Linked DNA regions of Homo sapiens: regions 1 and 2 are each linked to region 3. The links are chromatin contacts, found by Hi-C or POLR2A ChIA-PET in ENCODE. All regions are on one chromosome and are shown on one strand. The core of a region is the stretch at or near the end of the contact, and the rest is flanking DNA. Distances in the headings are between cores, read along the strand shown. Region 1 has its middle 29 kb from the start of LMNB1-DT. Region 2 has its middle 17 kb from the start of SPMIP10. Region 3 holds the start of C5orf63 (chromosome 5 open reading frame 63).

Region 1 (3,551 bases), core at 119-2,618, 330 kb after region 3:
CTCAAAACAAAAAAAAATTTTTTTTATTTAACATATATTTGTCAAATTAAATAAAAAGTAGTATGTTAAGAAAAAACAAAGATATTTCAAATACAGAGTCTACAGTGAAGTTGTGGAGACTGAACAAGGAATATATTTTTTAAAACAACCAGGGTGGGCCTGGTGGCTTATGCCTGTAATTCCGACACTTTGGGTGGCTGAGGTGGGTGGATTGCTTGAGCTCAAGAATTTTGGCAATATAGAAAGACCGCGTATCTATAAAAAATCAAAATAAATTTTAAAAAAGAAAAAAGCCAGGCGCGGTGGCTCAGGCCTGTAATCCCAACACTTTGGGGGGCCAAAGCGGGCAGATCACGAGGTCAGGAGTTCGAGACCAGCCTGGCCAACATGGTGAAACCCCGTCTCTACTAAAGATACAAAAAATTAGCGGAGCGTGGTGGTGCGCACCTGTAATCCCAGGTACTCGGGAGACTGAGGCAGAATTGCTTGTACCCGATAGGCAGAGGTTGCAGTGAGCCAAGACTACACCATTGCACTCCAGCCTGGGCCACAGGGCGAGACTCCGTCTCAAAAAGGAAGAAAGAAAGAACGAATGTAAAGAAAGACTGAAAGAGAAAGAAAGAAAGGAGAGAGGGAGGGAAGAAAGAAAAGAAAGGAAGGAAGGAAGGATGGAAGGAAGGAAGGAAAGAAAGAAAGAAAAAAGAAAGAAAGGAAGAAAGAAAGAAGAAAGAAAGAAAGAAAGAAAGAAAGAAAGAAAGAAAGAAAGAAAGAAAGAAAGAAAAAGGAAGGAAGGAGAGAGGGAGGGAAGAAAGGAAGGAAGGAAGGAAAAAGAAAGAGAAAGAAAGAAGGGAGGGAGGGAGGGAAGAAAGAAAGGGAAGGAAGAAAGGAAGGAGAGAAAGAAAGAAAGAGAAAGAAAAAGAGAGAGAAAGAAAGAAATAAATAAAAAAAGAAAGAGGGAGGGAGAGGGGGAGGGAAGAAAGAAAAGAAAGGAAGGAAGGAGAGAAAGAAAGAAAGAGAAAGAAAAAGAAAGAAAGAAAGAAAGAAAGAAAGAAAGAAAGAAAGAAAGAAAGAAAGAAAGAAGAGAGAGAAAGAAAGAAAGAAAAGAAAAAGAACCACAACCCACTAAAAATCCCTGGGTTTTGTGCTTGGAGCCAAAGAAGTAGCCTTCAATGCAAGCGCCACTGAAGGGAAATCCTGGTGGGCTGGGGATCTGGGGGCGGGCCTCAAGTGAGAAGTAGAACCTACTCTGACTGTGAAGCCTGAGCAAGAGTCAGACACAACGACAAACCAACCACTTCCACCTACACAGGGTTCCTAAATAGTCACCACCCCCACTCTTTTCAGTTGGATGATGAGTCAACTAAAACTCTCATCAAAGCTGCCAGGCTTTTTGCCCCCTGCTGTTTTTAGACCCAAGACGAAATCCTCAAGGTACTGAAGGAGATCAGAATCTGCCACCCCCAAATATGCCACTTCCGCATAAAGATGATTTTGAGCTGATGGCAATTAGGAAGCAGCACATGAAGGAAGAACTCCGTGTCCTCCCACTTTCTGCCTAAAAGCAGGGCATAAAATCCTCCTTCTAAAGGTGTTTTCCTTTTCTATATCAGAGAGAGGAAAATGACTCTTATTTGCATAACAAGGCTTACTAAACGACACTTATCTACTATACATTTCCTGGTCACCTTCCTGCCATTTACCACTTTTAGAAGGCCAAACTCTTTTTCCTCTGTCTGGTCACTTCTCCACCAGTTATTGCTTTTCATTAAAATGGTATATAAGCCCTTGGGTCTAACTACCTCTTTGGGTTTCCACTTTATTTCTGTAAAGTCCCCGTGCACATACAAATGTTAACATTAATAAATGCTATGATTTGAATATTTGTCCCCTCCAAAACTCATGTTGAAATTTAATTTTCAGGCCAGGTGTGGTGGCTCACACCTGTAATCCCAGCACTTTGGGAGGCTGAGGCAGGTGGATCACCTGAGGTCAGGGGTTCAATACCAGCCTGGCCAACATGGTGAAACCCCATCTCTAGTAAAAATACAAAAATTAGCCAGGCATGGTGGTGCACACCTATAATCCCAGCTACTCTGGAGGCTGAGGCAGGAGAATAGCTTGAACCGAGGAGGCAGAGATTGCATGAGCCAAGACCACGCCACTGCACTCCAGCCTGGACGACAGAGGGAGACTCCATCTCAAAAAAATTTAAAAAAGAAAAGAAATTTAATTTTCAACGTGGTAATACTGACAGGTGGGACCTTTAAGAGGTGAATAATGAATTAGTGGGATAGTGTGGTAATGGGACTGGTAGCTTTATAAGAAGAGGAGGATCTGAGCTAGCATGCCCAGCCCCATCACCATGCAATGCCCTACACTGCCTTGTCACTCTGTAGAGAGTCTCCACCAGCAAGAAGGCCCTCACCAAGTGCAGCCCTCTGACCTTGGACTTCTCAGCTTCCATAACTGTAAGAAATATTTTTTGTTGGCGGAGCACGGTGGCTTACGGCTGTAATCCCAGCACTTTGGGAGGCTGAGGCGGGTGGATCACGAGGTCAGGAGTTGGAGACCAGCCTGGCCAATATGGTGAAACTCCATCTCTACTAAAATACAAAAATTAGCTGGGCATGGTGGCACGCACCTGTAGTCCCAGGTGCTTGGGAGGCTGAGGCAGGAGAATTGCTTGAACCCGGGAGGTGGAGGTTGCAGTGAGCCAAGATCGCGCCACCACACTCCAGCCTGGGCAACAAGAGTGAAACTCTGTCTCAAAAACAAAAACAAAAAATAAATATTTTTTGTCTATATATTATCCAGTTTCCAGTGTTCTGCTCTAAGCAACAGAAAACAAAGAGAATAAAGTAACGTATGCCTTTGCTACTGTTAATGTCTTTTGTGAGTTTAATTTGCAGGCCCCAGTTACTAAACCTAAGAGGAAAGGTTTTGTTTCATTTTGTTTTGTTTTTCTCCCTTGCAGCCTAACAAAAAACAAAACAAAACAAAACAAAACAAAAATAAACTTCTCCAATAAAATAGTATGCTTGAAGAAGGAGTTACTTACTGTTTTTGGCCAGTGTTGACTAAAGGGTTAACTCAGCATCTACCCCTTCCAAGGAGTCTGTGTGGGAGGAGAGAGGAGAGGACTGATTACATTCTTTCTCCACACAAGCTTTCACCTATCCTCCTCCTGAAAATAACTCTTTATCTAGAACTTAAGTGGGATAGGGTCTAATGGAATTTCATGTGTGAAATTTTTATTTTTTTAATATGAGAAAAAGAAACAACAAACTAGTGCAGCAAATGCCACTGAATTGTACACTTAAAAAAGGTTAATGGTTCATTTTATTTCTGTGAATTTTACCTCAATAAAAAAATGAATGAAACTACCTTAATTTGGTATCTCTGAAAATCTTTCCTGGTCATGAAATTTATCCATCCTCTTTTGTGTTTGTAAAGGGCTGGATCAAAACTGAAAAGAATTTAGCCCTGTGAAATGGCTTGGACACAAAGTTTGAGGTGTGGTCCCAGCTCTGCTTCATCTTGGGGATCCTTTA
Region 2 (3,274 bases), core at 373-2,872, 420 kb after region 3:
TTTTTGTTTTGTTTTGTTTTTAATGAAGAGGATTGCATAACTGTTTTGAAATAATTATTCTTGGCTACAGAGATCAATAACAAGGGTGACATCAGTCTGAAATTGGACAAGGAGTTACTAGGCAGATGTCCTTGCAGAAGTTTTTTTTTGTGTAAGTTTGCAATGGAGGTTGGTTTTTGCAGAGCCTTTTGTGATAGTTTTTGTTATCAGGCATATAAACATGAAAATCCTCTCTTCACAGCCATCCCTGGCTCTATTTATCAGGGTTTTATTTTTAACATTAGGTACTCCATTTTTCTTCCTGATAACTTTCACAGCACGATTAGATGCAAATGATATATTCAGATGTTTTCGTGGGGCCAGAACAAAGCACTGTGCATTGTTCAGTTCAACTCTTGTGTTCACCTTCTTTTTTTTCCCATTTAATTCTGGAAATGTACAAAAATTTTACTCTAATGAGCTCCTGGAGTGCAAGGTATCTGTTCATAGAGGGTGTAGCCCCTTTAGGATGCCCTGCAACATTCCCATTCCTCATTCCTAGGAAATCTGGTCTCAGTAATTACCTTGGATTTTGAATTCTAGTTGAGTGGTATAAACATAAGAAATACCTCAAAATTTTACTCGAAGACCTTGCTGGAAATTATTCTATTACCAGCTAAATTTACCTTTAGCCCTTTCAGTGGAAGGGAAAATAATGGAAATATTCTTTTTTTTTTGAGACAGAATTTTCCTCATTGCCCAGGTTAGAGTGCAATGGTGCAATCTCTGCTCACTGCAACCTCCACCTCCCGGGTTCAATCAATTCTCCTGCCTCAGCCTCCCGAGTAGCTGCGATTACAGATGTGTGTCACCATGCCTGGCTAATTTTGTATTTTTAGTAGACAGGGTTTCTCTATGTTGGTCAGGCTGTTCTCAAACTCCTGACCTCAGGTGATCCGTCCTCCTCAGCCTCCTAAAGTGCTGGGATTACTGGTGTGAGCCACCGTGCCTGGCCCTGGAAAGATTCTTAATAGACACAGAGTGCCGATACTGCTTCCTCTTAAAGAGAAGTGGCTTAATTGGCTCTGGTCTATTTTAGTGGTAAGGTAGTATTAGGGGATTATAAGAAGTAAAAATCTACTTATCCTAAATAGCTTTTAGAAATTCAGGACTACCAGCTTTTTGTTCCTTAAATGTATAAAATAACTCCTCTGTGAGGTACTCCCAGTTATTTCTCAAGTCTTGGACTGAATTGGGTTACAGAATGGCACAGTTATGTAAATTATAGCTCACTGTTTATCTCTTCTCATATACCTTTACTTAGGTTTCAGTACGTGCCAAATAAGAAGAGAGAATTAGTCTAGTATTTCTTCTAATTCTTTGGTCCGTACTTATGTTTTCTATGTTATGCGAGTCTGTGTGAAGAGAGTCCACCAACAGGCTTTGTGTGAGCAACAAGTCTGTTTATTTCACTTGGGTGTAAGTGGGCAGAGTCCGAAAAGAGAGTCAGTGTAAATATTGACACACAGTCCTTTTGCAAGGGTGAGGGCTCGAGTTAAGGCAATGAGTTTGGCTTGCTGAGAGGTAGTGGAGTGGGGCAGAGCGGTAGCCTCAACGATAGATGTGGAAGATACTATAGCATAGCCTGCCTTTGCTGGTGTGTGGCAATTAGGCCTGGTGGAATTGCCATCAATAAACCAAGTGTGATCAGGGTGAGGAACAGGAAAGAAGGAAATATGGGGAAATGGGGTGAATGCCAGGTGGATCAGAGAGATACAGTCATGGGGGTCAGGTGTGGTATCCGGAATAATGTGGGAGGCTGGATAGAAGTCCGGGCCAGGAACATGGTAATTGTGGGAGACTCAACAAAGAGTGAGTACAGCTGAAGAAGTGGGGTGGTGGCGCAGAAAGTATATGCATCAGGTGTGAGGAAGAAAATAGATTTTGAAAGTTATGAGAACTGTAGAGAGTGAGTTGAGCATAGTTTGTGATTTTGAGGGCCTCTAAAAGTATTAGAGCAGTAGCAGCTGCCGCATGCAGACATGAGGGCCGGCCTAAAACAGAAAGGTCAAGTTGTTTGGACTAAAAGGCTACAGGGGGCAGTCCCGGTGCTTCTGTAAGAATTCTGACCACATACTCTAGAGAACATGACTCTCTAGATGAACTTGAACTTGAATACAGGGCTTCTCTTCTCCCATTTCTAGTCAGAGGGCTATCCTCCCAGGAGGGGCAAGATGTCAGTATTTCTCATCCTTCCCCCTACCTGTTTCTCAGGCTAAGCACCAGGCAAGTGTGACCAAGAGGTGGGGACTGTCTTCTACCCTGCTTCAACCCATGGGATAGAAGCTCTCTACATTGCGCACATAGCCACCAAGAATATTGAGGCCCCAATTACACTTGCCCAGGTTGTAAGGTGGTGGTTCCATGCTGGGAGAAGCAAGATAAGAAGACCCAATTACACTGTCCTTCCATTCCAGTGAATGCTCAACTCCTGGAATAGGTGTGTCATGTGGAGAGATTTGTGCCTTTTTTTTTTTTCTTGGGATGGAGTTTCGCTGTTGTTTTCAGGATGGAGTGCAACTCCCAGGTTCAAGTGATTCTCCTGTCTCAGCCTCCTGAGTAGCTGGGAGTACAGGCTTGCACCACTAAGTTTGTATTTGCCCGGCTAAATTTGTATTTTTAGTAGAGATGGGGTTTCTCCATGTTGGTCAGGCTGGTCTCGACCTCCCGACCTCAGGTGATCCACCCGACTTGGCCTCCCAAAGTGCTGGGATTACAGGCATGAGCCACCATGCCTGGCCTATGTGCCTTTTTAAAAATCATCCCAAACTCCACAGCCATGGCTTGGAGATTTTGCCTGAGGGGAGAAGCAGGCCATAACACACCTAGCTCCTACTTTCTTCCCAGGGGACATGACTTTTTTGCAAAAGTGTTTGGAGAAGCTTAAGCCTAAGGGGCTCTCCAACACAAGGGAGGTTGTCATGACAGGCAATCGAAAGGATATTGGTAGACTCACTGGAGATAGAAACTGTAGGCTGGCTAGTTTGACTGAGAGAACCAGGGAAAGAGATAGCTGGAAGGATCCTTCTGGAGTAAGAACAAATCTCACTGACCTTGAGAACTATCCCGTCAAAAGAGCCCAAGGCTGGTTGCGGTGGCTCATGCCTGTAATCCCAGCACTTTGGAAGGCCAAGGTGGGTGGATCACCTGAAGTCAGGAGTTCGAGACCAGCCTGGCCAACATGGCGAAACTATCTCTACTAAAAATACAAAAAGTAGCTGGGTGTGGTGGCATG
Region 3 (3,269 bases), core at 338-2,837:
AGCTGATCTGGAGTTACATTTCTAGTAAGCTTTTCTGTCACTCCACAATATCTAAGATACTCATGCCCCACCAAGGTGTTTATAACTAGATCCCAGATTCCTTCTTTAAAGGTATCCTATCAGCAACTGTTAGGTGGACTGTGCTTTATCAATTGACTTTTTTTTTTCCAGAAAAACTAAGTCTTATCAGAGTGCATCAACTCAAAAATAACTATAGGTAGTCTGTTGACAGTCACAAAATTCCCTCTTTAGCCTATCAGAAAATGCTGAAGTGACAAAGAACTTGTAAATTCTACTATCTTAATGTGGCCTCTAGCGACATCACATAATCAGTGTGGTTTGTTTAAAGAATTCATTCCTGACCTTGGTTTGCTTTGTATCTTTTTTAAAACCACTGAGTACACATTGAATTTATAGTGGTAAGCTTAAGGCGTCAGACAGCATGAGATGGAATTCCAAATCTACCGTTTTGTAACTGTGAGAACTTGAGCAAGTTATTAAACCTCCATTACTTCATCTGTAAAATGGTACTAGTAATACTTAATTGCATTGTTCTCAGGATTAAACAGACTAATGAGTATAAAGCTTTTGGTGAGCAATCAATAAATGTTAGCTTTGAGTATTACTATAATTATTATCCATCATTTTCTCATTATTTACTGTACCACCATTCAAGCCACCACACCTAGAACCTGGAATGCTCAGTAGCTTCCTCACCTCCCTGCTTGTTCTACTCTTGCCTATCCTAAACCCTTCCCATCTACTTCCCAAAGCTAAGGGGTCCTTTCAGAAGGGAAAAGCAATCAGTTCAATCCCCTTCCCACATAAAACAGAAATGCCCCCCGGCTACCCTTAGCACAAACCTGAAAGGCCCTGCATGGCCAGACTCTCGCTTACCCTCTCTAGCCTGTTTCCACCTCTCTTCCCCATTCCCTCTAAGTCTCAGCCATACTCGTCAGTCTTCCGCATACAACCCATACTGCACATCCTCCACCAGACCCTTCCCCCAGCCTGCAGAGCTCTGTCCCCAACCCACGCCCTTCAGATCCCAGCCCCAAAGCTACCTCTTCAACGAGATCCCACTCAGGTCTTTTCTCATATTCCTTCCCTGCAAAGCACTTAGCTGAATAAACCCATGGCCTATTTAATAAGGGATAATTTCCTAATATCTGCTTTCTCACACGATTTTCAGTTTGCGGGAGGGTACGGCTGCCAGTTTTGCTCATCGCATTCCCCATAACCTAGTTCAGCCAAGACCTAGTGGAGGAGGCAGTAAATATTAAATTAACGAAAGAATGGATGCATGCAGAGCGGTTAAAATGGCTCGGACTCCGCAGCCTCAAAAAGTTGGCTCCCGCACCTGAGGCCTCTTATTAAATGGTTCCCAAACATGCGGGGTCACTTTTCCGTATTTTGTTTTTTAGTTTGGCCTTGGTTTGTGTGTCACTCTTCACGAGTAAAGGTTCAGGCGCGGCCACCCTTGAGAGCGTAGACGGGACACCACCTGAGATAGAACGCCCAGCGGCAGTGCTGCCGGCGTGGGGCGGAAGTGCGGGGCCTGGGGCCGGCGCCTGGTGGGTGCGGGCGGAAGTGCCCGGCGCAGGGCGGAAGCAGAGGCGTTGGCGGCGTGAGGCTCAGGTGGGTTCCCTTAGTCCCGCGCCGAGGGTGAGCGCTCGCGGGTCTCCGCCTCTGAGCTGACGCGCAGGCTGGCGGGGGTTCGCTGTGCCGCGTGCTGCCCATTTGGATAGTCGTTATACGGAATTTAATTAAACCGGGAGCCATAAATCCATGAACTACTTGGGGGAGATTATAAACGCGTGTGTGTGTGTCTGTGATAGCGCTCTGGGAAGTAAATAAATGACGGGCGGGAAAAGGAAGCTTTTTTTTTTTTTAAGAGAAAGCAGAAAACATCTCGAGAAAGCAGAAAACATCTCAACTTCATACTCCTCCAGTGATTCGCCGATGCCCCGTCCCGGGTTTAATTGAATTCTATGAAGTGGTAGTGTAATCACACTTGGGAGCCCGCTGAGCTGACTGCCTTTTTAAATAAATATTTTTGAGCAGCCATGTTGACCTTTAATTGGGGTGAAAAGGTTGAAAGGTGCAGCAGGGAACATTGTGAGTGCCGGGGCTCTCTGGATGAGCTGTCTGGATCTCCTCTCAGCCTTATTGGGCAAAAGCAGCCCTCTGGGTACTGAACAATGAGAGAATAAATCAGAAACTGTACATTCTCAACAGATATTCACTTCTGACAAATAGCAGCTCATACAGTTTTTTAATAAGTCCAAGGGTAGAAAAGTCCCCACTAAAATGTCATTGTGAGTTAGGCTTGTGACTGTTTCTAAGGCTGTCTTTCACAGGGAATGTTTTGCTTGGGTGATCTTTATTCTTGTTTATTAATAAATAGTGTATATGTGGTACTTTATATTTTAGTGCCCTTAAAAAAAAAATCCATAGTATGGCCTTAGCTTGACCCCAAGATTCTCAATTCCTCAAGGACAGAGATGGTGTCTAAGATCTGTTATATCCCAATACTTTCTAGCGCATTTCCCAGAATTAGTATACATTGTCTTGTTTAAGCAGCCACTAGAGCTATGCCTTGGTGCACAATGCTGAACAAGTTGAGGTGTCTATTAGAGGTCGCAGTCTTCTCATTTGGTCATATTCTGAGGACTAGCTTATAAAAATGCATGTGAAGCTCTCTACCAATATTTGGAGCTGTATACATTGGGGTGCATTATAGGTAATTAGAAAGATTTAAAACACGGGGAAAAAAGATACACCCTGGAAATATTGGATAATTATGATAATACTGGGGCAAAGCAGAACTAATCATGGTTCTGTGTGAAATATCGTAGCCCAATAACCTGCGTCCTGCTCTGCTGAGGAATTGCCTGGAACCAGAAAGACCCTGTTGTGAAAATTAAGATTGGTGGGGCTGGTGCTTTAAACAGGCAGGATCCTCAGATTGTCTTTCTTCCCTCCTGCTCTGGCAGCAGTAGCCACATGCCAAGGAAGGATCAATATTTTTTTGTCTCCTTCATCAGAGGAATATGTGGCTGTGTGGTTTTATTTAGATGGACTGTTGGCAGGTAAGTAATAGAAATGAGGATTTTTCCAACTTGGGAGTTGATTGGACTGTGTTTCTATTTTGTTCCAGATGCCTGGCTCTAAAGTACTCAGAGGCACTATGAGAAATCCCTTTAAAATAGGTTATTTTTTATTATTAAAGTTTTTTTATTTCATAACTTGTATATACTCTAGCTGGC

The links. Hi-C counts contacts between places; a loop is a spot of excess contacts on that map. ChIA-PET counts read pairs that join two places held with the same protein, here RNA polymerase II (POLR2A). Pooled maps may share reads with other maps.
Region 1: a pooled map shows a loop between it and region 3 (4-fold over the local background). The contact joins the enhancer-like site here to the promoter of C5orf63 in region 3. A Hi-C loop is called at or near these places in 5 of 50 pooled maps. POLR2A ChIA-PET finds 5 or more read pairs at or near these places in 2 of 52 experiments (HEK293T and K562).
Region 2: a loop to region 3 is called in a map with no recorded cell type, with 2.6 times the contacts of the local background. The contact joins the enhancer-like site here to the promoter of C5orf63 in region 3. A Hi-C loop is called at or near these places in 3 of 37 single-sample maps with no recorded cell type and 5 of 50 pooled maps. POLR2A ChIA-PET finds 5 or more read pairs at or near these places in 4 of 52 experiments (activated CD4-positive, alpha-beta T cell, activated T-cell, activated naive CD4-positive, alpha-beta T cell and 1 more).

What each region holds. Positions count from the first base shown.
Region 1 is chr5:126,746,053-126,749,603 of GRCh38, reverse strand. No RefSeq gene overlaps it. Among named protein-coding and RNA genes, the nearest start is that of LMNB1-DT, 29 kb to the left of the region's middle. RefSeq lists enhancers at 1-316, 1,449-1,498. Within about 2 kb of position 1,368, at least 9 of the 41 ENCODE cell types and tissues checked have a DNase peak (open chromatin) inside an H3K27ac peak, as active enhancers do.
Region 2 is chr5:126,647,464-126,650,737 of GRCh38, reverse strand. No RefSeq gene overlaps it. Among named protein-coding and RNA genes, the nearest start is that of SPMIP10, 17 kb to the right of the region's middle. Within about 2 kb of position 1,622, at least 2 of the 41 ENCODE cell types and tissues checked have a DNase peak (open chromatin) inside an H3K27ac peak, as active enhancers do.
Region 3 is chr5:127,071,820-127,075,088 of GRCh38, reverse strand. C5orf63 (chromosome 5 open reading frame 63) reads left to right here and starts at 1,587. Exons shown (of 5, transcript NM_001164478.2): 1 at 1,587-1,638. RefSeq lists a silencer at 1,511-1,730.